Regions from separate parts of the Homo sapiens genome. Here regions 2 and 3 are each linked to region 1. A link is a loop called in an ENCODE intact Hi-C map of the cell type or tissue named here. Cell type or tissue: OCI-LY7. All regions are shown on one strand.

Evidence for each region. Peaks named below come from ENCODE experiments on the same cell type or tissue, not always from the same donor. Only the 100,000 strongest peaks of a DNase experiment are listed, where the experiment ranks them.
Region 2: a loop joins it to region 1, with 5 times the contacts of the local background. A loop is called at or near these places in 3 of 110 quality-filtered maps.
Region 3: it touches region 1 in a loop (1.9-fold over the local background); 3 of 110 quality-filtered maps call a loop at or near these places.

What each region holds. Positions count from the first base shown.
Region 1 is chr12:125,342,399-125,350,398 of GRCh38, reverse strand. It overlaps TMEM132B (transmembrane protein 132B), which reads right to left. Exons shown (of 9, transcript NM_001366854.1): 2 at 56-947. Among named protein-coding and RNA genes, the nearest start is that of TMEM132B, 160 kb to the right of the region's middle. In OCI-LY7, CTCF peaks have their summits at 3,534 and 3,736; a DNase peak (open chromatin) is centred at 3,858; H3K4me3 peaks cover 1,215 bases; H3K27ac peaks cover 1,687 bases.
Region 2 is chr12:125,769,366-125,777,365 of GRCh38, reverse strand. No RefSeq gene overlaps it. Among named protein-coding and RNA genes, the nearest start is that of LINC00939, 210 kb to the left of the region's middle. In OCI-LY7, CTCF peaks have their summits at 3,922 and 4,126 (motif pointing right); a DNase peak (open chromatin) is centred at 4,145.
Region 3 is chr12:125,244,606-125,252,605 of GRCh38, reverse strand. The region is part of intron 1 of TMEM132B (transmembrane protein 132B); the gene reads right to left. Among named protein-coding and RNA genes, the nearest start is that of TMEM132B, 62 kb to the right of the region's middle. RefSeq lists an enhancer at 6,271-6,771. In OCI-LY7, no CTCF peak of the experiment used is centred here; DNase peaks (open chromatin) are centred at 2,415, 2,985 and 3,355; H3K4me3 peaks cover 2,045 bases; H3K27ac peaks cover 3,529 bases.

The DNA of each region.
Region 1 (8,000 bases):
TCATTGATTACTAAGAGTTGGCTTCTGTTCCATCCCACCTGGCAAAGCCTCTTACCTAAGAGTGAACTGGTCTGCCACAGAGCTACTGGTCAGAGAGACCAAAAAGGTGGCCGTGTCCCCTTCCCGGACTAGATTCAGAGGTACCGAGATGACCACATTCTCGTCCAAGCTCACCAGGGACCACTTCAGATCATCTTGGGTTGGGTAGACCACCACACTCCCAATCCTCTCTCGGGCTGGAAACGCTTGCTGGGGGCTCTCCAGGCCCGAGTGGATATTGTTCTCCCACTTGCCTTCCTCCTCCAGAGGACACTGGCCAGCCTTGTCAGCTGGGTAGAGCGTGAAGAAGAGCTCCATCGTGGTGCCCCCGAGCAGGGCTGGGATCTCCTCCTCTGGTTCCAGGTCCAGGCCTGAGCTGAACCACTCGGGCAGCAGCTCCAGCTCAGCCACACACAGCCCTGGGGCCCCTTGCAGCCGACAGCTGGCTGCCACTTCCCTGGCCTCAGGGAAAGCAAACATCTTGACACAGGGTAGATCTTCCGTAAGGTCACTGTCATCCCAGCCCATGCCAGTGACATAAAACAAGGTCTGCACTTTGGGTCTGTTGGAGTAGATGGAGCTGTCAAGGATGTGGGATTTCAATTTCCAGTTGAAGGGAAATTTGTCCATGTTTCCAAAGGCTGTAGATGTCAACAGGAGCTCCTGGGGGATTATCTTCTCCACTGAAAATGGGCCATAGCTGGCATTGATAATAGGGGGTGTCCTGGCTCGGTAGATGAAGAATGGCTCCACCCGGGCCTGCAGACTGGAGTTCCTTGTGAGGTCTTGGTTGGCTTCTTTAAGGAAAAAGGACTCCTCTGCATTGGAGATGTGCAAGTTCGTGGGGAGGTAAGCAGGGAGCGAGGAAAACTTCTGCAGGCTATCCACAATCCCTCGACTCTCTGTCACTGCACAAGAAAGGAAAGCAAAAGAATAAAACCGTGTTCTGAGATGTAATGAAATAAATGCAGTGCAGTCTCCACCCACCTCCCCAACAAACCGCCCACTGGCCACTGTTTCTCCCCCAGGTCTCATCACAGTGAAAGCCCTGTAATTATATAAAGTATGGTCTTCAGGATCTTCCCAAAAAGACAGCACAGAGTGGGGAGGAACCCCATTTACCACTGATCCAATAGTCTTGGGGGTGAACAGTTATCTTTCTAAAGGGAAAACATTGCTTCTGCTGCTTGTGCGAAATCATAAACTCAAAAGATCATGGTCATCGTTGTTCATCTACCCCACAGATAAAAGGTTGCGTACCTACCAAGTCTACCAATCAGGCATTGCACCATTGTATGTGACACGTTAGTGCCTTATTACTTTGATATTTATGCTGCTCTCTATCACTTCTATAAGTACAATCTACGTGGACATGATGACATCTCTACTATTGTTATTGAAAAGAGAGTGAAGCTACCGCTCAGCTTTCCTACTTCTAGAACTCTCTCCTTCCGAAATACCAATGAGAATGCACACAGGCTTATCTATCTACAAGGATGTTCACCACACCATCATTTAGAATTGCAAACAAACAAACTTAAGAACATATGTGCTGAGCCGGATGGCTGGATTTGAATCCTGGCTTTGCCACTTCCTAACTGAGCAACCTTCACCAAGTTACTTAGCCTCTCTGTGCCACAAATGTCCTCACATAAAGTAGGACAAACATGAATTCTACCTTACTGGGTTGCCGCAAGGATTAACGAGTTAATAAGTACAAAGCACCGCCAGGTGTGGTGGCTCACACCTGTAATCCCAGCACGTTGGGAAGCCAAGGCAGGTGGGTCACTTGACCCCAAGAGTTCAAAACCAGCCTGAGCAAAACAGTGAGACCCTGTCTCTACAAAAAAAAAAAAAAAACACAAAAATTATCCAGGCATGGTGGCATGTGCCTGTAGTCCCAACTACTTGGGAGGCTGAGGCAGGAGGATCTTGAACCCAAGAGGCGGAGATTGCAGTGAGCTGGGATTGCACCACTGCACTCCAATCTGGGCGACAGAACAAAACCCTGTCTCAAGAAAAAACAAAATAAAATAAAGCACATAGAACAATGCTGGCACACAGAAATGTGCTGTCAATATTCACCCACAATTATTATTTTAATCCATATTCAATAGGTTGATCAACAGGAAACTAAACATTTACAGTGGAATAATATGAAACTATTTCTTAAAATGCGGTAGAGCTACATAAACATACTTGAAAAGATGGCCACAATATGACATTAAGGATAAAAAAACAAATAAAGTGTAAAAAAAACAAAAATCAAATGTGTCATATTTGATCCTATTTGGTAAAGTTTTAAAATTCTACATATGTATATGTAAATGTATATATTTATGTTTGTGTGTCTATAGAACCCAAAGGCGAAAGTTTTTGTTTTTCACCATTTATGTTTCTGCTTTCTTTTAATTTGTTACAACCATGTATTATTTTGTTAATTAAAACACACAGCACATATACATAAACATGTACACATGAGTACATACATGTATGTGTGTTTCTTAGCATGTTTCTTTCAAATGGGAAAACACAGACAGCAAAGACCCAACAAGCTTTTTCAAAGTGAAGACAGCCCACCAGGAACCAGGGTCAGCAAAGCAGGCCAAGGGCAGACAGAGACTTTTTTTTCTTTTGCCCTAAAATGAACCTCCACCACTGGAGTCCTGTTTTCCAACCAGTGCAAGAAGAAATGGCACCTGACCGTGGCGCTTAAAATGCAGCATCCCAGAGGAGGAAACAGCAGAGAAATCCCACTCCATTCCCTCTGGCTCCTGGTGGCGTATTTTTCTGCAGCCATTAAAAATTCTGCAAAATATAGCTTCTATTGATTTAAACACTTTTTGGCCTGTTTGGGGCTGTGCTTGGTGAGCTTTCCTTTTCTAGAGGGTGAGAAAATCGTAACTAGATTGTGAAAAAGATACAGCCCACGTACGGGCTGATGCATCCTTTTTCTAAGAAGGCATTCAGAAAGCAAATTCTCCTCAAATGTCATCAACATGGCCAGTCCCTTGTTAGATTCATTACTCCAGCAGGGTAATTACTTATTCATTCCTCCAATTACTTACCTAAATATACTTATTATTCACTTATTATCTTTCCAGCATTGTGGCATGTAAAAATATTACAGGGACAATGCAGTCATGAATTCTGCCCCCAAGGAACTAGAGACTATGTTCAGCCAATCGGAAGCTCTGGAGGACACGGCTAACATTCAGAAAGCAATTCAGAAATTGGGCATTAAGATACTTAAAAATGCCCATCCCAGGAATTCACCTAGGAATTTGTTCTAAGGAAATAATCAAGAGATCAGGAAGGAGATTAATGTGCAAGTATGTTTATCGCAAGCATGATTTATAACAGCAACACACTGGAAGCAGCCCAAAAACCTGTCATTAGGGAAATGATCAAATAAGTGATTTAAGCCACACTATGTGTGTGACATTAAACTGCCATCAAAACCATGACTTCAACAAATCTGTAGTGTCAAGAGAAAACACAATATGTTAATTGAAAACGACCTCATAACTTCCTTTAAATTATCTCAAATCTATTTAAACACACGATATAGTCCCTTCCATAGTATAGACCTGGGTTTCCTCCAGAATGATGTCCATACAGGCTTGGCAGGATTTGGATCAAAAGATAGAGGAGGGAGAAATGATTTTGAAGAATTAGCCTCATCTAAAGTTTTAGCTGCTGCCGCCACCAAGGGGCAATCTGTATTTTGACAATGTCGAGCAATGCAGAAGCACCTCTCCAGATGAAATTTAAATTAGTGCTTTTTGTCATTGGTTTACTTCCCCTCTCCAAACCAGGAAGTGAAATTCAGGTGAATTTGCTCATGAATTACTTGGCAACAGGAACACCGTCAGCAGGAAACATCTGCCTTATGCAGCATCACAATATCTTTCAGCTGGGCTAAGCAGGCACACCAGACTTGGAAGTGAGTGGCTTGAATTTTACTTCTCGTAAAATTTAGGGGAAGTCCAACATAAGGCTTAAATTCTGATTTATTTACAAATAAGGAAAAGGAAATTAAAATAAATGCAAACTTTAATATGCTCTGTTTTCACTGTAGATTGGTTTATTGTTTTCTTTATCTTTTAAGAAGGTATTTTATACCTCTCAAAAATTGATTTACAAGAAATGTAAAGCTGCACCTTCTCTTCTTCATTGTAGCCAAAGCCTCCATTTTATCTGAAATAGCAGTGTAAGGTTTACACTCCTGTCCCACCATAACTCAAGCAAAATGCAATACAAATTTTGTCTGAAAGTGTATATGGAAAGCCATAAACGTCAGCTACCAGAGCCTTATTCTGTCCTCAAACCAGATTGCAACAAAATATAATATCTGAATTTAGGAGCATTTTATGAAGCCACGGGACTGTGTCCTGAGAAATACACTGAAAAGCTAACACTCTTCCCTTTAATCCCAAAATGTCACATAGTAACACCATTCTTTTTCCCATTGGCAGGTAGACCGTGTGGCCCGCGTTCTGAACGTGAAATGAGGCCCTATTCAGTCTGCCGATTTCCTAGAGAGGTATTTACCACTGGACAGAACGAGGTGGGCCCTGAGAGCAGGAAATGAGGAAGGAGCAATGAGGCCCAGCTGAAAAGAACTTCTCATCACTGCCCTCCTTATGAGCCAAGAAGAGAGTCAAGTTCAGGTTCAGAGAGAACACAAGGTGCACCAGACAGATGCTCTGTGGCTAAAGGATGCTCCGACTCAAAATACCAATGGCAGATGGCTCCAAGGAAGCCCTAAAGACAGCCTCGGCAGGAAGAGAGGGGAGGAGATTAATAATATTACTCCTAGAATGAAGCAACTCACAGGGTGCCGGGAATCCAGGCAGGGAACCTGTGACCCAAACTGAGTGAGTGGATGTCACTGCTGTGCTTAGCACACAAAAAACATTCCTGGACATGGACCTTAGTCAGCACTGGTGGGACATGAATCCCTGAACCCCAAGATGGTACAATGTGAACCTGCTACAACATGGGACACACTCAGAAATCAGTCCCTTTCACTGTTAGCTCCAGTCATGTCTGGGAGCTAACTTGCCAGTCTTGTGGCTACTGGTGACCCACTTAGGGTACAGGCCCACAACATTTCTGAGGCTGAGTCTCCTCTAATTCACACAAAACAACTCAGGCATCGAGAGCCAGGTGTGGAAAGTTCTCTTTCCAGTGGGCCAGGTGGCCAGGTGACCAGGTCACCAGGTCTTTGAAAAACACCAGGAAGAGAAACTCCTTACTGGTCTGTCAAAATGTGGCCCTAACAACTGATACAATTCACTACCACCTGGGTACCGCGGGAATAATCACAACCCTTACTGATTTCATGGTCGTGAAGGCCAGGAGCCAAAAGGAGGCCTTTGTCAGCATTAATATTAGTTCAGGTTGGTGCAGTAAATGTCATCTCTGGCGGCGGCGGAATGGACTAGAAAATCTTCCATGCTGTCTTCCACCCAGAGTTCTCCCATCTATTTCCACAGCTCCACTTTGGTGCTGTTTTCACATAGTTCTCCTTGCCCTTACTTGCACTTGCTGGGGAAGCTCATCACCCACATGTGAGCAGAGAAGACTCCTTCTGGTCTGGATTTCTTAGCTCAGAGACACCTTCTCTGAGCTGACCAGCAACTTCAGCCATTCCACTCATGCCAATGTAGTTCCCTGCTCCCTTGCTCTCTCCTTCCACGTGTGTTCAGCCAATTGGAAGCTCTGGTAGAAGACTGGCGGGTAGGAAGAGGGGAGAACCCAGGGTATTTCACCCTGTGTCTCTTCCCTGCAGCATTCACTGGCAGAAACTGCATCTCCTCTGTGGTTCTAACCCCATATAAAACCCCCACCATGGTCCCAGTTTCCTGTAGCAGGTTCTAATGCTTAACCCAGCAGCTTCTGGGTTCTGATAACCTAACCTCTTCCCCTTTTCCCTCTAGCCCAAAAGGTGACAACAGCTTCCAGCTCCTGCTGTTCTTAATTTCTAAATCACTTTACCATCCCCAGATGGTACTTTATCATCCCCAATTTGGTTTCTCAGATTTTCCAGCACCAGAGTAACTAATTCCCTTTATTAAATTCCCTCTGTAGAAATAACTAGAGTGATTTGTTTTCCTGACTAAAGCATGACTACTATATCCAGTCACTCATCACTCCATCCTGCTATATTCCCTCAAAGCCACTATCACCATCTGAAATTAGCCTTTGTGTTTTTCCTTGTTCCCTTGTTTACTATCCATTCTGTCTACTAAAATTCAGATACCATGAGAGAAGGGGCTTTGATGTCCAGTTTACGGCACAATCTCCAGTACCTAGCAGGAGAAATTAAATAGATATTTGCTGAATGAATGTCCATCAATTAAGACTGCCTTGGTTTAACGCTTGAGAGAATAAATCTCTCTGTGTTCCTTCTGAGTTTCTCTCTGGCTTCTTCCCAGGGTTGTTAATAGATACTGTTTTTATTAACACAGCATTTGCCCATCACACTATCACTCCATTCATTTGGTCCTAAAATATCACACCACTGTGGTCACTAAGCTGGCAGCTATGTTTGCCAACCAAAGAGCTGCAATTCTCAAGTAGAAGGAGAAAATATCGCTTAAAGGGAGATGCACACCATTTACAGGCCAACACACCTAGGCATATTTACCAGTCATGCCAGTTGATTATCACAGCAGTTGTAAAATAAGTTCTGTTAGACCGTTTTCAAAAAATTATGAAACTGAGGCACAGAGAAATTAAGCAATTTGAACATGGTCAACGTTAGAATTCATACCAGCTCTATCCAATTCCAAAGGCTTTCCACTTTCTCATATTACCTGAGGGCCTACCTGGCCTGGCAGTTCTACAATGAGGCCAAGGAGTTAACCATTTGGAGGTCATCTGAAGGAGCCGAAGCTTAATGCTCACAAGGCCAGGTTCATGGACACAATCCCTGTACACCCAATGAGGTTTTCATTGCTCCATGGTCACAGGTGACTGTATCTCCCATCCCAGGTACCTGTTACCAGCCTGGATTCTCAGGTAGAGCAGGAAAATAGGTACAGCTGACCCAGAGCATCTCAACCCAGCTGCTAGCAAAACAGCCAGTGATCCCTACCTTTAAGACACTAATAAAGATGGAAAAACATTACTACCTATAAACCACCTTACATATCCTGGAGCCTCAGGAGGAAGATCCTATGCAACAATTTGGGCCAAATGCTCTTGGATTAAGGTGGTCATTCATTAATAACAGCTGTGGTGGGGTGATGCTGTAAATTCCCAGTTTGCTCCTACCTCCAGCTGTATCCCTTTATTGTACCCTGGAGAACAGACCCTTCCACACCTCAGCATTTGAAACACGATTCATTCATTATAGAATCAAAAAAGAAAGGTAGCAAATACTTGACTACTGAATTCCAAGGCCACCAGTATAAAAGCAAGATGCAAGAAGTCAGGTGAGTCTCCACTTTTCTCAACTACATAAAACACATCATGGCCTGAGAAAGAAGAAGAGACACTACAGACAGGCAAGCAAAAGGCCACCAGTGGCAGCCGGTCATCAGGCAGGAGTGACACTTGCCTTTTGTCCCAAGATTCTTCTCACCCCTCAAGCTGGGCAGCCCTGCTTGGCCAAGCTGGGGCTCACAGGAACAGGAAGCAGATATGAGGCAGACAGAAAGCAGATGAAGGGCAAATAGGAAGTCAGCAGGAGCAAATGGGAAGCAGACAGGGAGAGAGAGGAAGTGGAAAGGAATCAGACACAGAACAAAATGGAAGAAGCAGATAGTTCCTGCTCCCAGCTCCAGCCTTGCAGTTGCCTCTATCTTCCCTTATAGGCAGGACCTAAGAAGGAACACCTGACTAAGAGTGGTTTTGCAGAGACCCACCCCTAGCATCACACACCAGAGAATAGAAGAGCAAGTTTAAAACTTAGAGCCTATAATGTAATAACTGACACATCCCACTTAACA
Region 2 (8,000 bases), 430 kb before region 1:
TTTCATATCTTTTTCCATCCTTTTGCATTCAACCTACTGATGTCATTGAATTTGAAGTGAGTCTCTTTTAAGTAACATACAGTAGAATCACACTATTTTTATCCTCTCTGCTAATCTCTGTCTTTTGATTGGTGTATTTACATTATTTATATATTCATATAAGGTAAATATAGATTTTTTTGTTTTTAAATCTGTCACTTTACAATTTCCTTTCTATGGTTTTCCATTCCTGTTTCTCTTCTCTTACATTCCTGCAGGTTATTTGAACTTTATTTAGGATTCATTTTGATTGGTTTATGGCATTTTAGAGTGTATATTTTTGTGTAGGTTTGGTAGTGGTTGCTCTGGATGTGTCCCAAATATGCTTATATGATGTATTACAATCACTAGTGTCAACATTTTACCACAAGTAAAGTGTGAAAACTTCACTGCCATTTAGGTTATTTTTGCTTTCCTGCTTTTAATTGTCAATTGTCTTGAGTTTTAGATGGTACTTTTTGTTTCAATAATCAAATATGATTTTCAAAACTCATGAAGCAAAAAGTAGTCCATTGGACATATCATTTCTGTTCTTTTTATTTGTCCTTCGTAATTCCTGATGCATCTAAGCTCTTTCATTTTCTTTCTGTTTCTTATTTTAACAATTTTTAATGGTAGGTCTACAGCAAATTCTTTTAGTTTTCCTTTATTTCTGATGAATAGTTTCACCAGATACAGAATTCATGGTTCTTTTCTTTCAGCACTTGAAAATATTATATCACTTCTTCCTATCTTCTGTGGTTCAGAGGAGAAATCCACTGTTCTTTAAATTGTGTTTCCCTAAAGACAATTTATCATTTCGCTTTGGTGCTTTCACATTTTTTACTTTTTGGTCACTTTTCAGAAGTTTAATTATGAAACAATCTGGCATGCATTTTTTGCACGTGTCCTGTTTGGAGTTTTCTCAGCTTCTGGGATATGTAGGTTTGTATCTTTCACCAAATTTAGGATGTTTTAAGCTATTCTTTCTTAAAACAATCTTTCAGCTGCTTTCTTACTCCTCTCCTTTTGGAAATGCAATGATACAAACATTGAGTCTTTTCGTATTGTCTCACAAGTCACTGAAGCTCTATTTATTTATTTATTTCAGTCTATTCCCTCTCTGCTATTCAAACTGGGTAAATTTTCTTTTTCTTTACTTAAATTCAGTGCTTCTGTCCTCTGTTATCTCCATTCTATTATTGAGCTCACGTTGTTACTGTATTTTTTAGTTATAAAATTTCCACTTGGTTTTTTAAATAGCATTTACTATTTCACTGAGATTTTATATTTTCTTTTGTTTAGAAAGATTTTGTAATTGATTGTTGAGACACCATTTTCTGATGCCCGCTTTAAGTTTCTTTTAGATAATTCCAATATCTTATTCATCTTAGCATTGGCATCAGTTGATTTTTTTTTCATTCAAGCTGTGATTTTTTGGCATCCTGATATGGTAATTTCTATCTTATTCTCTAAAATTTGTCAATTATCTTAGGAGACTACTTTTATGATTCTCATTCCTATTTTTCTTCTCTTACAATGCCGCAGGTTATTTGAACTTTGTTAGGATTCCATTCTGATTTATTTAGTGTTTTACAGCACATATTTTTGTGTATGTTTGGTTGTGGTTGTTCCGGGTGTGTCGCAATATACTTGTGTGATGCATTGCAATCTACTGGTGTCAACATTTTATCACAACAGCTGAAGTGTGAAAACTTGCTTTCATTCAGTTTTTTTTTTTAACTAGGCAGTTACCCTGTTGATGTTTAGCATGTGGGTCTTGGTCAGTTTTGTGGACTATGGTTCCAAAGAGAGCTTAATTTTCAGAGCCCTTGTGATATTATTTTGGTCTGCTTGGTTTATCTAGTGGCACTAGAGCTCTCATGGATCCCTGCTGGCTTTGCCTAAGGGGCTAAAAGGGATTTCTCCAGGCCAGACTGGTAGGTGTCTTTCAGAAGGGAGGGGGTTTGGCGGTGGGATCCCCTTACCAGAGTCCTTCAATTAGCCTAATGTCTCTGGGCAGAAGAAAGGAGTCTCCAGCCCACAAGGACAAAGAGGCTTCCTAGACTGTGCTGCTTCTTGGGCCCCTCACCCAAGTGTCAACACTTTTATACCATGTTAGTTTACTATTGCTTCTGTAACAAATTATCACAAACTTAGTGGCTTAAAACAGTACAAGTTTATTTTCTATTTTGGAAAGAGAGAAGTCTGAAATGGGTGTCTCTGGGCTAGAATTAAGGGTCCCTTCCTAGATCCCCTAGGGTAGAACCCATTTTCTCATCTTTTGCAAACTCTAGAGGCTTTCCAGTTGCTCACCTTGTGGCCGTCTTTAATCTCCAAGGCCAGCAATGGCTGGTTAAGACTTTCTCATGCTATGTAACTCCAACCTAACAGTCTCCATCTTCTGCCTCCTGTGTCATTTCTAAGAACCCTGGTAATAGCATTGAGCTCATTCATATAACCCAGGCTAATCTTCCCATCTCAAGATCAGCTTCTTAGCAACGTTAATTCTATTGGCTACCTAAATTTCCCCTTGCCATGTAACCTATCATATTTACTGGTTCTGGGGTGTCTTAGTCTGTTTTGTGTTGCTATAAGGAATACCACAGTCTGGGTCATTTATAATGAACAGAAATGTATTTGTCTCACAATTCCAGAGGCTAGAAAGTCCAGGATTGAGGAATCGTATCTGGTGACGACCTTTTTGCTCCGTCATAAGATGGCGGAAAGCATCACATGGGTGAGAGAGAAAGGAAATTTGGCCGAACTTTTCATTTTATAAGAAACCCACCCTCATAATAATGGCATTAATGTATTCATGAGGGCAGAGCCTTCATGACCTAATCATTTTTTATAGGCCCCACCTCTCAATACTGCTGCATTCGGGGTTAAGTTTCTAACACATAATCTTTGGGGAACATATCCAAACCATAGCATGAGAATTAATATCTGGACAATTATGGGGATGAGGCAATTATATTGCTTGCAACATCTACCTCAATATCTCCAGGTGCCCTTTTCCCATTGTGGTCCGCACCTCATTGTAGAACTTGTGAACTCCAGGCAATTATCCTTCGTTAAGACAAAAAGAATTCTCTTGCAATATGTTGTTGCAGGTATAAAGCATAATATAGCAAATAATCATGTGCTCAGTACTTTAGGGATGAAAATTGTGAATATAATTTATGAAATCTCTAAATTATAAATCCCTAATTTTAATCCCTCCATGGAAACCTCTATTTGTGGGGATATTCTTTTAACTTTGGGTACTTCTTGGCATGAAAACTTAAAAGCACTGTTTATAATTTCGAGTAGGAATACACATAAAGGAGAAGTTTTATATTTGCTGTGATTTAGTATACGGTCTACTAATATTTCAAAAAGATATCTATTTCAATATATTTTACTTCATCTCATCTAATAAATTCCTTGTAAGCAGCAATGCTAGTAATTTTAAAATCTGTTAAAATATTATTGGTCAATATCAAGTTTGTCATAAATTTACCCTAACTTTGGAAACAGGCCCAGTAGCCAATTTTGCATTGTTTCTTGCAAAGGATCCGTAATTCACAATTATCATTGACTTAAATATAAGATATTTAATCCTGTGAAGCACAGGGTTTGTTTGAATAAAAAATGATTCCCCTTTAATTAGAGGTTTTCATCAAGCTAATTTCGGCATACTATTCAGTCCATGGTCTCCGCATTGCTAGCACCACTTTTAATATGGAGAAGGACTCAAGAAAGGACTCAGGGGAAGAGCAGAGTTAGAAAAATAACCAAAATATGTGTTGGGGACACAGAAAGCTCTAAGCCGCCTGTTTCAGCAAAAATATAGACGTTTGGGTTCTTTGATTGTGACAGTGTGTGATTCAAGTAATCAAAACATCTTGGTGAGGCATTTATTTTTGGTCTCCAGACAGGGATGTTGGAAGCTATGGGAAACTATCTGTCTGCTGTCAGTCTCTGGGTGTGACTTTGGAAAAAATGGGGTGTAAGGGCTCCCTGCCCTTCCTTTTCTGAAGGAGTTACTCCTCAGCCCGGCTGCGGGGCGGGAATTGACGTCACCGACGTGCTGGGTGTTGGTGGAGGCTGCACGTGTGATCCACTAGGGGGCACTGAGTGTCCTCGAAGGTCAATGGAAACGCCTTTAAAACACGTGGGTGCCAAGTCAGCCCATTTAAGCCAAAGATCATGCAACAAGCATTTGACACCAAAGCTAAAGCTCCCCTTCCAGAGAAAGAATTTGGGCTGCTGGGAAATTTTATTTGGGAAAATTACGTTTATTAACGACTTTGGAGCTATATAGTCCCAGACAGTAAGGTTTTACTGAGAAAATATCAGTATCCACACTAAAGTTTTCTAACGCTTTTAGTATTTGGGAGCTATTGGAAAATCTAGACAGTTCACTCAATTAGGAAATAATATCCTAAAAATATAACCAGTGTAATACCACGAAAATGTCAAATTTTCAGCAAATTCTTCTTTATCCCGGTTAAATTGGTACTGTGGAAACATGCTCTAGAAAATACTTTATTTTGCAGTAGTGATCATTGCCCTGACAATTGCCTTTCTTGTTAAAATGGGGCTCACAATGTGTATTGATTTCTGTGATAAGAGACACTGAAAGGTTCCATGGAAAATGAATACAGGGCTGCATCAGTGGCACCTGCTGAGGACCAATGGCCAGAGTGAGCTGTGTTCATGCTGGCTCAACAGGTGTCTCAGAGCCAGAAAACCACAACAGCTGGGCAGCTGTGCTTTTCCTCACCCCTTGGAGTGCAGCCTCCTCAGGCCGTGGCTGCAGAATCATGAAGTAGAGGCCATGGCCACTCTCCTTGCTCATTTGCCATGCTCACCCTGTGCTGCCGCTCAGCTGCATGGGCAGGTGTGATGGCTTCCTTACCCATCATTTACTCTAATCAGGTGGAGGGGGGCTTTTCCCTTTCACCTGAGGTCAAGGCTGCCTCAGCATAGAAAACACATCTCCAAGAAAAGATGAGGACATTTGGCGTTCGAGGAAAGTGCTAATTTTCCTGGGTTTGTGTGTTTTTGTTTGATTAAGAAAAATTGTATTTGGATAAACAAACACTGGCCATTATCATATTCAGTCCCTCCACTGTGTGGAACCCTTCCCGTGTCAGGAACATCTCTTATCACTTATACACATGGATTTTTTTTAAAAAACCAGCAACAATTTATTTACAAGATATGGGTCCATCTAAAGACAAGAGAAGCCCAGCAAATTCCTCTTTTTCTTTTAAAGAGCAATGTCAACACAAGTTGACAGAAACTGTGGCATATATTAATATTGACATTTTCTAAATAAATACTGTCAACACATGCAAAAGCATTGTAACATAATTATGGTAGTCACTTGTAATTATGGCATTTGTTAAAATGTTAATTTACAGCAACTGCAAATTCGTATTGGGGAAATAAGATGTAAGCTTCAAGTTGTTCAAGGACTGTCTTCTTCCCGTCCTTCAATGGCACTCTCTTAGTGCCGCAGCTTTCCTTGCAGATAACTCTAAAGAATTCACCTGAGATCAATAAGGAATTCAGTATAATATAGTTTGGATACTTGTCCACACTCAAATCTCTTGTCGGAATGTAATCCCCATCGTTGGAGGTGGAGCCTGATGGCAGGTGTTTGGGTCATGGGAATGGATCCCTCATGGCCTGGTGCTGTCCTTGCAATAGTGAGTGAGTAGCTGCAAGATCTGGTTGTTTAAGTGTGTGGCACCTCCAGCCTCACTCTCTTCTGCTCCCACTCTTTCCATGTATGGTGCCTGCTCCCATTTCACCTTCTGCCATGAGTAAAAGCTGCCTGAGGTCTCCCCAGAAACAGAGCGGATGCTGGCACCATGCTTGTACAGCCTGCAGAACTGTGAGCCAATTAAACCTCTTTTCTTTATAAATGACCCAGTCTCAGGTATTTCTTTACAGCAATATGAAAACAGCCTAACACAAAGGGCCCACGCAAATGGCCCAACAAGCATCCTCCAGTCACACCCCCACCCCCCACCATGAAACATCCACTTGAGTTGATCAGTCTTCAGTGGTGAGGAACATGGATTTAGAGTCAGAGAGGAATGGGTTCCATTCCTGAAACTGATACTTGCTATGTATAAAAGTTATATTTTAGGTAAATCCAATTTTCAAATCCATAAAATGTGAAAAATTAGAGTACCTGGTTCATTGGGTGGTTAGGGAGAAAATGAGATACTAGATGTGAAGTAATCAACACCACTATTACCTTTTAAGTCTACTTCTCAGTTAATAATAACTGTCATTATTAATTATAAAATAACGTTATTATTCTTTTTCCAAATAGAAATATTTATTAATAATAAGTTTTACTCTGCAATTTTGCTATGAATTTCTGAAGATGAAGGACTGATATTTTTCCAGTCACTGGTCCTAGCACAGCACTATTTATGAAGATGAGGTTTAGTGAGTATTGGAAACATGGGCTCAGAGAACCAAAAGTAATAGCAGACATTTCATATTCTGCCTTTAAAAATAGTTAGATGGCACAGCAACATACCTATAATTATCTAAGCAGATTATATACAAAATTTTAGTTTAGTTGCACCCCAAACTAAATTAATGCAATAGTTTTAGCTTACTGCAGAATTGAAAAATTATATTTTTTCCATTATCAAAACAAAAAGCACACTCTCATGCATTTTCTCTCTCTCTCACACACACACACACACACACACACACACACACTCTGTCATCTTTTTCCCTCCCTCCTAAAACCAAATGGCAAAATAAAGATTTAAAAATGTCTAGAGATGGGAACACAAATGTTTGTTTTATTATTCTCTATACTTTTCTGCAGGATTGATATGTGTCTCAAATTTTTTTTAAAAAAATTAATGTTTGTTTCTCTGGATCAAGCAACATCTTTCCAGATGAGAGTCTTGTCTAATGATACATGATAAAGATTTAACAACTGGATCTCTGAAAATAAACCCTGAATTTTTAGTGTTTGCCAATTTCCTTGGTGTAAATACACCCACAGTGGCCAATTTCAGGGAAACTCAAACCTAGAATTAGAGAGAGATGCATACAATCAGCCCTTGAAAGCCAAATCCAGAACACCACAAGACTTCAAAAACAGTTTTTTGCTAGTGGTAGTACCATGAAGTAAAGCTCAAAAAATAAGATTAATTCCAGCACAAAATGTCCCTTGATCACAGGTATTTAATCCAGACTTTAGTTTTGGACTATGGCAGTCACACAAACTTTGGATGGATTTTTTTTTTTTTTTGAGTCCCAGTATTGAGCAGGAAAAAAAATTGCTGCACAACTGTGATGAATGCATTTATTAAAATTCAGGTGAGCAAATATTGTCTATATAGTAGTTCTTTTTTTATATGAAAATCTTGGTTTCTTGATTTCTTTTTATTATTATTATTATACTTTAAGTTTTAGGGTATATGGTAGTTCTTAACCTCTTTTCGATGACATAAGCTTTTTGGATAATATGACGAAAGCTGTGAACCTCTTATAAGGAAAGCACACAAGTAACAGGATGTTGAAATGGGACTCTGTCTTGGTTTGGCTGGTCCCAAAATGCCAAGGTTAAAACAGGCAGGTCAACTGCCTCCTCATCCTGCAGCTTCAGTGATCAGCGGAACCACCCAGGCAGTATATGCTGAGTCAGAGTGCCAGGGCTTCAGCATCGCTGGTCGTCTGCTGAACCTGCACAGGCAGGATACTCCAAGAGAGCCTTAGAGGGGCTCTCAGACACTACCCGTCACTTGCCTCTTTCCAGAATGAGGTGTTAAGTCAAAGGCCAAAAGCAATGAAGTCTTTTAATAGGGTTGCTGAGGCAGACTGTATTTTCTGATATTCATGGGGGACAGTGTGGGGTGCCTTCCTTGCATCAAACTAAGTTGGAGTTTTCAAGAGAAAAACAAAATGTAACATAAGATACTTGGGAGTTGCAAAAATGAAGAGAGGAATAT
Region 3 (8,000 bases), 98 kb after region 1:
CGGGTGAACTGTGGGAGTCACATGACATTTCCCACCCGTGGAGTTGGCCAGGTTTGTTCAGAAGCCATCTTTGTTCTGTGTGATCTCACCCCCTGGCCATAGCTGATTGGACCAGCGCACGACACCTGCTTGTAGGTGAGCCAATCAGATTCTCTCTCCTGGACCCTTGGAAATGAGAACCAGAGACAGCGAGTGCAGGCCTCCGTGGGAGGCTGGAACAGACACGCCTAACGGAAGAAGCTGTGAGGCCACCACATGCCACCGTGGGAACCGGAGGCCTGGAGAAAGGCACTCACTAGAGAGAAGGGAGAGGGAAAGCAAGTTGCAGAGGGAAGCAAAGCCCAGGAAAGGGGAATTCTGGTGGCTTCCCATTGCCTCCTCCGGGCCCTTCCTGAGGCCCACTAGCTGCATTCTGCCCTGAGCTTCTTTTTGGCTTGTCTTGGTTGTCATTATTTATCACCCAAGAGAATTTCTTACAACTCTTGCTGGGAAACAGTGGCAATCCCATCACGTTAGGTAGTGGGTGCACCAGTGTCAGTGTATACTAGAGGAAGACCACCTCTTTGTAAGAAGGCTTCACATACAACTCTCCCCAGTTAGGTGGGAGGTTGAAATTGGTGCACCCTAGAAATCCTTCCAGCTCCCAAATTCTAGATAACTTCAGATCATGCATAAAGGCCTTCAGGCCAGATGTGGCACCTAACTGTGTTCTAAAGTGCTGTATTGTTCTTTTGCTTTGTTTTGACCACCCGATATTTTTAAAATTATGATTATTAACGTTATAAACTTGGGAAATTTCACATGAAAATCCAAACGAATGGCCTTTCTAGGAAAATCAGCTCTGGCAACACTGGGCTCGTTACTCCCAAACAGAACCAATAAACTAGAACTGAGTTACCACTGTCCCCTTCATCTGGGGAACATGGTCTCCAGTTTGCCAGAGTCCACACCGTTCCCTATTGTCTCAGCAGCCCCGAGCCTGGGTATCAGTTGCCTCGTTGAGTTTATAATGCTATTTTTCTTATGGTAGAGAAAGGTTTCTTTATAATCAAGTGCCTATCAAAAGAGTTCAAAGATAGGCAGAGAGCAGCGAATTTCTTAAACCCAGACTTCTTCCCTCTCATACATTTCCTGTGTGAGCCCTGCAGGTATTTCAGTTTGCAATCCCTGGTTTAAAGGCTCATATAGCTGAACCTAAGTATGACTCCATCTTAAGCCCCATCCTTGAAGAAAAATCTCAAGACGCAAAATACATTTCCATCCAGTTCTTTTTTCTAAAATGCTATTTCATGGTATTTAATATTGAATGTTTAAAACTGGCTGGTTCAGCCCAAATTAATGATAGTTTTTGATATTTTCAAAAATCATCTCACTTTCTGAGCTAAATGCACCATGTATGGAGAAGCAAATCCCTTCTCCATGCCATTAAATCCTTAATCTCTCAGGCCAGCCCAGGAAGACACCTCTGCCCTATTGAAGGATGATGTCCTACTGAAGAAATCAAAGGGGATGCCACTCACTCCTGAGCACTGCTTTTCCACTTATTGTTAAATTAGCAATAGTCGGAAATGATCTCTTCTTTTTAGAGAAACCTCATTAAATGTAACAACAAAATCAAATAAGGAGAACAGGGCACTGAAGCAGAGGAAATGCTGAAAGGTCACCTTGGCAGTTGTGTGCACAGTGTGCTGGGCTTTTTAAGGGAATAAAGGAAGACTCAGATTTCCAGGAGGTAAAGATGGGGACAGCCACTTCCTTTTACCCAGCAGACCGTGGGCAGGGGCCTGCAGGCTCCTGAGTGTGGATGGGATATTTTTGAAACATAAATCGCTGTGCTTGCTGAGCTCTGTGATTCTTTCTCACTTGCAGCCCCCTCCTACTCAGTCCACTGGGTCTTCTGGGCTCACTGCTTCAGGGAAGGGGGAACCCAGAGAGAGCCAAGGAAAGCAAAGGGGATGCTCAATTTTTGAGTTTCAAAAGCCTGCACCTCTTGGAGCACACTAAGTGCTCCTGTGCTTAGACAAAAGATTGGATGGAATTGGTGATAAGCCTGAGCGAAGTTTCCATGCTGGAGACTGCGCAGGATCCTGGACTGGGGGCAGTGTGAGCAAGAGGGGAAGGGGACACGATGAGGGTGAAAGGTCAGCAGGGCCAGGACGAGGGTCCCAAAGGCAAGAGGACCACAGACACGAGGGCGTCAAAGAATCTGGAGAAGGCCTGATATGTGCAAGATGGAACAGCAAGGTAACTCTTTCTGCCAAGAGCAAAGTGACTTGACATTTTCTTTATGCAATGGGGACTTATTGCAGGTAAATGAGCCAGTTTTGCACAGGCTTCTGAAATACCACGAGGAGCTCACCAGGGACCTTGTCTGCAGCACTCACATTTTCCCACCTGCTGTGCTGGGCACTGGGGTGTGCCGCCCAGATCCCCCCACAATGTGGGCCTTTTTGCCCAGCTGCTGTGACGCTGCTGTGGGTGGCCTTAGCTGTCAGCTGACCTGCCCGTGCCCAGGGTGACGCAGAGCCAACTGACTCAGTCAGGGGTGTAAAAACACAGGCATGTCTGCTTAATGGGGGATTCTCCCAATAAAACGCCCTGCACTCTGGCCTCCGCCTCAGAGTCTTCCTCCTGGGAACTCAGCCTTGTAACCACTGGCCTGTCCCCCAGACTGGTAACCACTAATTCAGGGCAAAGGTGATGTCTAGGTCCCACTGAGTTTCTTATGAGCTGTGTGGCCCGATGGGGGACTCTCTGAACCTGTTTCTTCTAACTGTGACATGAGATTAAGGATACTTGTCCCACCCTTCCCATTGTCAGACCACGAGCTCTGAAAGGGTCTTACAGATCCCTTCATCTAATCAGTCACCCAGTGCTTGATGATAGCTTGATGACAACTGTCAAATTGCTTCAAGACCTGCCTGACATTGCCAGTAATTACCATCTTGGTATGAATTTCAGTGATGCAGAACCCCTGTCAGAGACAGCTGCGTTTGTAAAAGCAAGTCTGGATGACACAGTGATGATTACATCATCTCCATCTTCATCGCCATCTCATAGTAAAGTTAACCCACTGTGGCATCTGGCTGATGGTTTTGTGGGAGAGGATTCTATGTCCCACCGCAAACTAATCACTACTAATAGATCAACTTTCTAGATAATTCCTCGGCAATGTGGTTCAAAGAAAGACCTAACAGCTCCTGCCCTTGTGAGAATTTTCCTTTTGTTTCACTCGGTGGTTCTCAGAGCGTGGTTCTCGACCCGGCAGCACCTGCAGCGTCTGGGAACCTGCTAGAAATGCAAATCCTCGGGCCCCACCACAGGTCTACCGATCAGAAACTCTGGGATGGAGCCCAGCAGATGCCATTTAACAAATCCTCCAGGTGATCTTATGCTCACTCAAGGGTGAGAATCACTGAGCTAATTTAAGCCTCTGAGCTGTCACTTGTCTGAAAGATTGTTTCAGGTCCTGTGGTCCAAGGATCAGAAAAATTAGCACAAGTCTTACCGATCCCAAGTCACCATGAGAAACACAAGTCCAGAGAGGTATGTGAAGCCCTCCCCCACTCCACCTGGAGGTCACATGCTCATAAGGGGCTCAGTGGCACCTAGACCTGACCTTTGCCCTAAACCAGGGGTTACCAGTCTGGGTGACTGGCAGGTGGTTAATAAGAGGAAGGTGTCACAGGTTGGGTTCCCCAGGAAGAAGACTGATGGAGATGACAGCAGGACATGTTGGTGCGGACCCTCAGACCAGCACCTGCAGAAGGGGAAAAAGCAGCCACAGTGGGCAGAGGGAGAAGGGGAACTGTGGTGCAGGCCCAAAATCGACTACAACTGGGCAGACATCCTCACATGCTCCCCATACCCCACTCCCCTGACCCAGTCTCCTTCCCACAAAAAATGCTAGCCTAAAGCATAAGCCAACACATAAATAAAGCAGCCAGAATCAACTACACTTCTGCCTTTAAGTGGAACAGATAGATTACTTTATAATTTATTAGCCTTCCATGGGGCACACTCAGACACAACGCTATAGGCACATTCAGATGGTTTTCTACACATCTAGCGATATAAACTCTATCAAACGCTATATAAATCCAGATAAAGGTAATAAAGTTAGTGTAGTAAAAAACCAATGGCAATGCAATCATTGATGCCCCCTGGTAACCTATCTAAAATATTACAATAACTCAAGTCTCCATATGGAGATTTCATTTTCTTTTTCTCCTCTGAGAAAAGCCTGTTGTGAGCTTTAAGATATTTAAATAAGGATAGATTGAATTAATATGGTTTACACTCATAAAGATGCTTTTTCCGGTGTTTCTGAGGTTCTCTTTTCTTGACTATATCTCCTGCTAGCTCCTAATTTTTCCTCCTGAAGAAAGACAAGATCAGGGAACCTCAGAATTGCAGAGCCGTCGCTTTAAACTACAAGCTGTGGGTATCAAAATGCCTGCAGGTGACAGTTACAGCCTCTTTTCAGACTCTCTTTCCTGGTCACCACCTCCAAGATCTGCTTCTGGGAATAAAAATCATGGTGGCTGTGATTTTATGTAAAGTCTTCTGCCATGCTGCCTGGCTGCATAGAACACATGCGCTAATCCAAAGCCACACTGAAGGATGTGTCCCCAAAGCAGGAAGTGTCTCAAGGTATCTTTTAGCTGCAAATCACAGAAAACCAACTCAAACTAGCTTAAGTGAAAAGTGAGTTAATTGGCTGGAAAATAAAAAAAAGAGACAGCAAGGAGTAGTCCCTACTTCGTGCCATCTGGAGGTGGGGGCGGCACGTTCCCACACTGTCCCAGTAAAAGTTCTGAAATGAGGTCTAATAGGTCAGGCCTATCCCAGGGCCGGTGACATCGGCTAGGGGAAATGCTATGCTCTGATTGGCCAGGGGGATGCTGTTCTCTAATTGGTCAGGGGGCTGCTGTGCTCTGATTAGCCAGGGGGCCATGTTCTGATTGGCCAATAGGAAGGCTGTGCTCTGATTGGCCAGGATGTTATCTCTGATTGGTCACTTGTCTCCCTGGGGCCAAGATATGTCAGCCACCCCTAAACCAAATATGATCGCTGGGATGGAAACATGGACATCAAGCCTGAAGAATCATCGAGGAATGCCTTTCAACAGGGTACAGACGGGAGTGGCCTGGCAGGGGCATCAAAGATGGGTTCATGTCGCATCATCTGTGAATAGGCAGAATCTTAGGAGAACCTCCAAAGATCCCCCAGAACCTGTCTCCTATGAGGTTTTAAACTAGATAGAGCCTGTTATACGAAACTGTCCCATGCAAGTTGCCATCAAACTAAAAGCAGACAGAATGGAGCTTTTTCAGCCTGAAGATGGGATGTGATATTTGTGTCTCATACAAGTAAGAAGCCTTTTAGGATTGTTCTGAACAACTCCAGAAGTTCAAAGGGGTGGGTGATTATGGACACAAAGAAAGGAGAAAATAAGGCGTAACAGTCAGATGTGAACTTTGATGGAATGGGTTACCTTATAGGTAGTGAGTGCGTCATTACTGGAAGCAACCAAACAGCACACAGAAGAAATATTCCTGCATAGGGGAGGGTCCCCTCTCAGATTCCTTTTATTTGATTTAATGTCTTCTAAAAATACTATCCCAAGCCTTAAATAGTAATAACTTAAGTGGAAAATCCTGACTGTGCCCCTACCCCCACCACCTCCCCCACAAACCCCAGGCTCTCCCGGTGGGAAATGTGATGAAATGCTGAAACCCCAAATGGTGTCACATCAGAGACACTGGAAGTGCCTAACAAGCAGATGGATTCAAAATGACAGATGCCTCCAGACTGCAAAATCCATCACTTCTGTCCACAGGAACAAAGGGTGAGAAGATAGGTGCCTGAAAGCCGGCTCCGATTTAAGAATCAAAGCACTTCACAAAAGAGCCCGAAATGGAAAAATCAGTATTTGTTTGTTCTCTGAAGCCAACACTGGAACCAGGGCTTCCTCTTTAAATGGCACTGTGTGTGCTGGAGACGCTGAACTTGTCCTGAAGTCTCGCATGTTGTGCATTCATGCCGAAGCAAACGGGAATCACTTAATAAGGGCTTCCAAATGCCACTGCACAAATAATAATAGTAATCACAATCATAACACCGGCACGCTGTTTCGAAACAAGGCATCTGAGTGGGGACAGCATGTTAATAAACAAGATGAGAGACGCAGCCCAGGAAGCTGACTTCCTCAGAACAGAACGAGTCCCCTATTCATATTCATAATCCTTTGCATTATTTACACGGATCAACTTGCTCCCTAACTCCAAACCGGCTTGAGTTCCCTGTGGCAGGGAAGGCGGGGAAAGGAGGGGCCACCAGCTAAGCTCACACTGACAGCAATGCTGGTTTTTATGATCTAACAGGCTTGACATTCTCCTCGGCACAGAGCGACCTCCAGTCCAGTCAATACTGAGAGCTATCACTGTCATGAAGCGGAAAGCCAGCAGGATCACTGGATCACTGGAGAGGCAGCGCCAGTCACTGCCAGGGCCCAGATCAATCCCCACTGGTCAGTGGAATGGCTCTGCCCATCCTTCCAGTGGAAGAAGCACACGAGGGTCCCGTTTTGTGTTAAAATGGTCCTTGTTATTATCACTAGCCCAGCCTGCATCTGGCTGCAGAGATGTCGGGTGAATCAACTCAGGTATCCCCAGGGAGGCCTGACCTGGCAGCTCGGGACCCCATTTCAGAGCCTGGACCCTGGAGGACTGCTGGGGTGTGGGGTAGTGGGACAAGCCTGGGACACCTGCAAGGATGTGATGTGGGACAAGCCAGAGGCTGGAAGGGTCTGGGACATCTGCCCAGCACTCCCCCGGCACTGCCTGGGCTATCTGCCCACCTGGCAGAAGAACCAATGCTGCCAGGCCTGTTCCCAGGGCTAAGTCCCCCCCCATCCCCCGACATTCTGTATGAGCAAGGGGCTGGGGTGCTGGAACCGTCAAACATTTCACAGATGAGACCAGCTAGGTCTGACACTGTTTCCTGCCGGGGAGCAGCTGCTGCCCCTCCAAGTCTAGCTACACAGAACTGCACAGGCCCCATCGAAGCCCCCCATCCTGGGTCCTGCCTGTCTCAGGAGTCAGAGGGCAATGTGCTCTTCACAGACTGCCCTGGCTGTGACCTTCCAGGGTCAGAATTCCAACCTGATCCCAACAGTTCTTACCTCGGCCACCTGTGACCAGGATCAACCTGCAGAGGGGTGGGCGGGAGGGGCAAGAGTTGCCTGGTTGCGGGGGGTCTTTTCCTGGCAGGCATGGTGGGGGCCAGAGTAGCAAGTCATTTTCCTCCCTCCTGAACTGCAGTGGGGGGCTGCCTGGGGGGGCATCTGGGAACAAGGAAAGGTTCTTCATTTTCAACATTGCCCTTTTTTTATAAAATGATTCTGAAAAGAAACCAAGTGAAAAGAAAAATAACAACCAATAAAACGAGAGGAAACCAACAAAAGTACTTTTGTTGTTGCCTTAGAATTATTTCAAGGGATACGGGCTTTCCACTAGTGCTAGTAATTCAGAATTGCTCTCGTCCTGGGTAAATACTTTTAAGTGGAAAAACTAGCAGAGATGGTCGGTGCTGACTGATGTCTGGGAAACAGTTGCCCAGCTCCATCCGCCCCAATTGCACAAATGGGGAAACTGAGGGGGAAGCCGAGAGAGGGAAGTGAATTCACGCAGATGGTGGGGGCAGGGGTGACCTAAAGGCCCCTGGCCAGACATTTCCACTCCACCATGCTTCTTTCAGCGGCTCAGGAGCTGCCACCAGCACTCTCACCTAGGAGGGAATTTTCATAGTAAAGCCATCCTGCAACGGCTGCCTAGATGAGGACAAGCCATCATCCCTTCGCATGGCTTTGAAGGTTTTGTTCAAGGGGGTCTCGCTGTCATGTGAATGAACTGACCTTCTCTGGGGAGGGGAGGAAGGTCTCCTTACCATAAGCCAGCACAGTCGGAACCACTTCGCTGGCACTTGGCTGGTAAAAT